2 separate regions of the Homo sapiens genome follow, and region 2 is linked to region 1. A link is an interaction called in ENCODE POLR2A ChIA-PET data of the cell type or tissue named here. Cell type or tissue: OCI-LY7. All regions are shown on one strand. Links, peaks and the distances in the headings refer to the core of each region. The heading gives the core; the rest is flanking DNA.

Evidence for each region. ChIA-PET counts read pairs that join two places held together with the same protein. Peaks named below come from ENCODE experiments on the same cell type or tissue, not always from the same donor. Only the 100,000 strongest peaks of a DNase experiment are listed, where the experiment ranks them.
Region 2: POLR2A ChIA-PET joins it to region 1 with 5 read pairs; 4 of 35 experiments call an interaction of 5 or more read pairs at or near these places.

The regions. Positions count from the first base shown.
Region 1 is chr3:170,399,398-170,402,318 of GRCh38, forward strand. No RefSeq gene overlaps it. Among named protein-coding and RNA genes, the nearest start is that of CLDN11, 18 kb to the right of the region's middle. In OCI-LY7, for the core only: no CTCF peak of the experiment used is centred there; no DNase peak of the experiment used is centred there.
Region 2 is chr3:170,295,700-170,298,620 of GRCh38, forward strand. It overlaps PRKCI (protein kinase C iota), which reads left to right. Exons shown (of 18, transcript NM_002740.6): 15 at 212-291; 16 at 1,605-1,694. Among named protein-coding and RNA genes, the nearest start is that of SKIL, 61 kb to the right of the region's middle. In OCI-LY7, for the core only: no CTCF peak of the experiment used is centred there; a DNase peak (open chromatin) is centred at 1,202; H3K4me3 peaks cover 512 bases; H3K27ac peaks cover 1,242 bases.

The sequences.
Region 1 (2,921 bases), core at 177-2,676:
GGAGGTTGAGGCAGGAGAATCACTTGAACCCGGGAGGCAGATGTACGCCACTGCACTCCAGCCTGGGTGACAGAGTGAGACCCTGTCTCAAAAAAAAAAAAAAAGTGCTGGGATTACAGGTATGAGCCACCGTGCCCGGCCATTAGATCATTATTAAAAATCCATTCTGCCGATGGCTTATTTTTACTTTTTTTTTTTTTTTTTGAGACGGAGGCTCGCACTGTCACCCAGGCTGGAGTGTAGTGGCATGATCTCGGCTCACTGCAACCTCTGCCTCCCAGGTTCGAGCGATTCTCCTGCTTCAGCCTCCCAAGTAGCTGGGATTACAGGCGCGTGCCCGGCTAATTTTTTGTAGTTTTAGTAGAGACGGGGTTTCACCGTGTTAGCCAGGATGGTCTCGATCTCCTGACCACGTGATCTGCCCACCTCGGCCTCCCGAAGTGCTGGGATTACAGGCGTTAGCCACCGCGCCCAGCCCTTATTTTTACTTTTAATTGGTAAATTAAAATCGTATACATTTATGGTGTACAACATCATGTTTTGATATGTGTATACACATGGAATGGCTAAATCAAGCTATTTAACATATGCATTACCTCCCATTCTTATTATTTTGTGGTAAGGACACAAAATCTACTCTCTTAGTAATTTTCAAGTATATAATATATTGTTATTAACTGTAGTCACCACGATGTAACATAGGTCCTTGAACTTATTCCTCCTAACTAAGATTTTGTGTTATTTGACCAACATCTCCCCAATCTCTCTAGGCTCTGGTAACCACCAATTTACTATGAGATTGACTTTTTTACAGTCCACATATAAGTGAGATCACATGGTATTTGTCTTTTTGTGCCTGGCTGATTTCACTTAAAATAACATCCTCCATGGAAGTTGCAGTCAGCCGAGATCGCACCATTGCACTCCAGCCTGGGCGACAGAGCAAGACTCTGTCTCTAAAAAGAAAAACAACAACACCCCATAATATGCTCCAGGTTCATCCGTGTTGTTGAAAAATAACAGGTTGTCCTTTGTCAAGAATGAATAACATTCCATTTTGTATATATGCTACATATACCCCATTTTCTCTTTCCATTCCTTTCCCTTTTCTTCCCTTCCTTTCCCTTCCCTTCCCTTCCCTCCCCCTTCCCTCCCCCTTCCTCCCCCCTCCCCTCCCTCTCCTCCTTCCCTTCCCTTCCTTTTTTCTTTTCTCTCTCTTTCTCTTGTTCTTTCTCTCTCTCTTTCTTCTTTCTTTTGCTCTCTCTTTCCTTCTTCTTTCTTTCTTTTCTTCCTTCCTTCCTTCTCTTTCTTCTTCCTCCCTCCCTCTCCCTCTCTTTCTATCTCTTTCTTTCTTTCTTTCTTTCTTTCTTTCTTTCTTTCTTTCTTTCTTTCTTTCTTTCTGTCTTTCTCTCTTTCTTTTTCTTTCTTTCTCTCTCTCTCTCTTTCTTTCTTTCTCTCTTTGATACAGGGTCTTGGGCTGCTGGCTCACTACAACCTTGACTTCCTGGGCCCCAGTCATCCTCCCACCTCAGCCTCCGGAGCAGCTGTGACCACAGGCATGTGCAACCATGCCCAACTAATTTTTTAATTTTTTTGTAGGGACAGGGTCTCCCTATGTTGGCCAGGTTGGTCTTGAACTCCTGAGCTCAAGTGAACTCCTGAACTCCTGCCTTGACCTCCCAAAGTGCTAGGATTACAGGTATGAACCACTGTGCCCAGCCACCACATATTTTTTATCCATTCATCCATTGATGGACACTTTGGTTGAGTCCATATCTTGGCTATTGCAAATCAGTGCTGTAATGAATGGGAGTACAGATAACTCTTTGACACACTGATTTCATTTTTTTGGTATATACCCAGTAGTGGGATATCTGTATCACATGGTGTTCTATTTTTAATTTTTTGAAGACTCTCTATACTGTTGGCCATAATGACTGTACTAATTTACATTTCTACCAACTGTATGCAAGTTTTTTTTTCTTCCACATCCTAACACTTATGTTTTGTCTTTTTGATAATAGCCATTCTAACAGGTGTGTATGTCTTCTATTAATAAATATCTTTAGATCCTTTGCCCATTTTAAAATCAGGTTATTTGGGCCAGACATGGTGGCTCATGCTGTCATCCCAGCACTTTGGGAGGCTGAGTGGGCAGGTCGCCTGAGCCCAGGAGTTCAAGACCAGCCTGGGCAACATGGCGAAACCCCATCTCTACAAAAAATACAAATGCACAAAATTGCCCAGGCATGTTGGCAAGCACTTATAGTCCTAGTTACTAAAGAGTCCCTCACCTGAGCCCAGGGAGGTCGACACTACAGTGAAACCATGATCACACCACTGCACTCCAACGTGAGCAAGAGAGTGAGACTCTGTCTCAAAAAACTAAATAATAGGCCGGGCGCGGTGGCTCACGCCTGTAATCCCAGCACTTTGGGAGGCCGAGGCGGGCGGATCACGAGGTCAAGAGATCGAGACCATCCCGGCTAAAACGGTGAAACCCCGTCTCTACTAAAAATACAAAAAAATTAGCCGGGCGTAGTGGCGGGCGCCTGTAGTCCCAGCTACTTGGGAGGCTGAGGCAGGAGAATGGCGTGAACCCGGGAGGCGGAGCTTGCAGTGAGCCGAGATCCCGCCACTGCACTCCAGCCTGGGCGACAGAGCGAGACTCCGTCTCAAAAAAAAAAAAAAAAAAAAACTAAATAATAAATAAATAGGCCAAGCTCAGTGGCTCATGCCTGTAATCCCAACACTTTGGGAGGCTGAGCTGGGCATATTACTTGAGGTCGGGAATTCAAGACCAGCCTCGCCAATGTAGTGAAACTCTGTCTCTACTAAAAATACAAAAATTAGCTGGGCATGGTTGTGTGTGCCTGTGGTCCCAGCTACTTGGAAGACTGAGGCAGGAGAATTGCTTGAAC
Region 2 (2,921 bases), core at 156-2,655, 100 kb before region 1:
GCCGAGCGTGATGGTGGCGCCTGTGGTCCCAGCTACTTGGGAGGTTGAGGTGGAAGGATTGCTTAAGCCCGGGAGGTCAAAGCTGCAGTGAGCTGTGATTGCATCACTGCACTCCAACCTGGGCAACAGAACAAGCCCCTTTCAAAAAAGAAGAAAAAAGATTAAAGCCATGTAAAAGTTAAATATAATACTATAATTTTTATCTTTCTAGTTATTTTGGAAAAACAAATTCGCATACCACGTTCTCTGTCTGTAAAAGCTGCAAGTGTTCTGAAGAGTTTTCTTAATAAGGTATAAATTGTGTATAAGAATATTTTGTGATTTGTCTCTTTCTATATATATCAAACTGGTCAGTAGCGGTTTGGGAAATGTAAAATTCCAAAACAGTAGAGAATGTAACTTTTTCAGTTTGACCCAGAATTTGTCTCTTACCCAAAGAGTAATTGACAGCATTAGATCCTGAGATAAGTTAGTTGTCCTTTCCATTTTGGCAATAAAATTTACTCCCCAGCTATATATTACATAATTTTTGTGTATGTGTAAATAATATATACCATATTCTCACATAGGGGAAGAGTTAATCTTTGGGTTTAGCCATAATTGTACTTTGAACTCTGTTTCCATTTTCTCTGTATCATTATCCATAGAATCTATTTATTACCATGTACTTTTTGAGCACGTGGGCCGCAGTGCTCCCTACAAATTCTCATGTCAAAAATGCTATAATTAGGTAAGATTCGGAAGAAATGAAATGCTATCTTTGGCTCTTAAAAATGTGAACATCATTCAATTGTTTGTTGCTGTTGGTAGGCTAGAGGAGTTTTAGGATCTAGGAGTGTGGTCTTGGCAATTATAAATTCTACTTTAAATAAATGGTATGATAGAAAAGTTGATGTACATTTACCTTCTAAGGTAAATAGATAAGATAATGAGTTTTAATAAAATAAGAAATTGAAGCCTTTTAAAAAATGAACAATTTATGTGAGGAAAGATTTAAACTTGAAACCTAATTTTTCACATAGTGAAAAATGAAGGCAAGAGGTGTTGATATGCAAAATAAAATACCTTTTATCAGAAAGAAAAATGGGAACATATTCTCATTCATAGTGATGAATAAGCCAAGACTTTTTATAAGTTGCAGGCTCCTCAGTCCAGTGATTCAGATAATGGTTGTATCATTGTCTTACACAGGTGGTGGTTTGTTGCTATAATTGGGCATGGGGATTTTAAATTAAGCTAAAAACAAACTTCTCATGAAGTTTGGAGGTTTGCATGTTTTGACTCTCACACTAGGTCATGCAAAGAAATGGCTGGGTGCTGTCAAATGATTCTGCTGTTCTCTTTTTCCTCCTGTTTTTCTTTAGCAAGGAATTGGTGATGATTCTCTGTTTTAATTACATGATGGGTGGAGAAAGTGCCTTGAGGAATCACAAGTTTCAAATAACTCAATTTGTTCTGGAGTTGTACTTTCTAGAAATAAAAGGTAGACCATTCCAACTTCAGAAATAAGAGTATCATGTGAGGGCACACAACACAGATCACAAAGATGATTTATTTTAAAGCATGACATTCACCCAATTCTTGAAACATTTCTTTCACCATAGGACCCTAAGGAACGATTGGGTTGTCATCCTCAAACAGGATTTGCTGATATTCAGGGACACCCGTTCTTCCGAAATGTTGATTGGGATATGGTATGTAAATTTTGATTACTCAACTATTAGGTTTCATTATTATCTTGGGCCAATTTTTTGTTGTTGTTCTGTTTGTTTTTAGACAGAGTCTTGCTCTGTCACCGAGGCTGGAGTACAATGGCACGATCTCAGCTCACTGCAACCTCCGCCTCGCGAGTTCAAGCAGTTCTGTCTCTGCCTCCCTAGTAGCTGGAATTACAGTCACTCACCACCATGCCCAGCTAATTTTTGTATTTTTAGTAGAGATGGGGGGGGTTTCACAATGTCGGCCAGGCTGGTCTCGAACTCCTGACCTCAGGTGATACACCCACCTCGGCCTCCCAAAGTGCTGGGATTACAGATGTGAGCCACCACACCCGGCCTATCTCGGGCCAAATTTTATTGTCTTAGCTAACATATCACAGCTTTAAAAACTTAAAACCACTTTCTAAACTGCTTTTTAGAAAACTTTTAAAACAAAAAAAAAATTCAATTTTTTTTTAATTTATTATTTTTTTTCTGAGACGGAGTCTCATTCTGTCACCCAGGCTGGAGTGCAGTAGTGTGATCTCTGCTCACTGCAACCTCCACCTCCTGGGTTCAAGCAATTCTGCCTCAGCTTCCTGAGTAGCTGGGATTACAGGCACACGCCACCACGCCCAGCTAATTTTTGTATTTTTAGTAGAGACGGGGTTTCATCATGTTGGCCAGGCTGGTCTTGAACTCTTGACCTCAAGTGATCCACCCGCCTCAGCCTCCCAAAGTGCTGGGATTCCAGGGGTGAGCCACCATGCCCAGCCAAAAAATTGAATATTAATGTAATAAAGCAGGTTGTAATGTTATTAAGGCCCATATCAATGTTTATACTTGTTTTTATTTTTTTAGGAGAAACAGTCTCAGTCCGTTGCCCAGGCTGTAGTGTAGCTCACGACAGCCTTGATTGAACTCCTGAGCTTAAGAGATCCTCCTGTGTAACCTCCCAAGTAGCTGGGACTACAGGCATAAGCCATGGTACCCAGCTAATTTTCAATTTTTTTTTTTTTTTTTTTTGAGATGGTGTCTTGCTCTGTCTCCCAGGCTGGAGTGTAGTGGCACAATCTCAGCTCACTGCAACCTTCGCCACCTGGGTTCAAGCGATTTCTCCTGTCTCAGCCTCCAGAGTAGCTGGGATTACAGGTGTGTGCCACCACACCTGGCTAATTTCGGTATTTTTAGTAGAGACGGGGTTTAGCTATGTTGGCCAGGCTG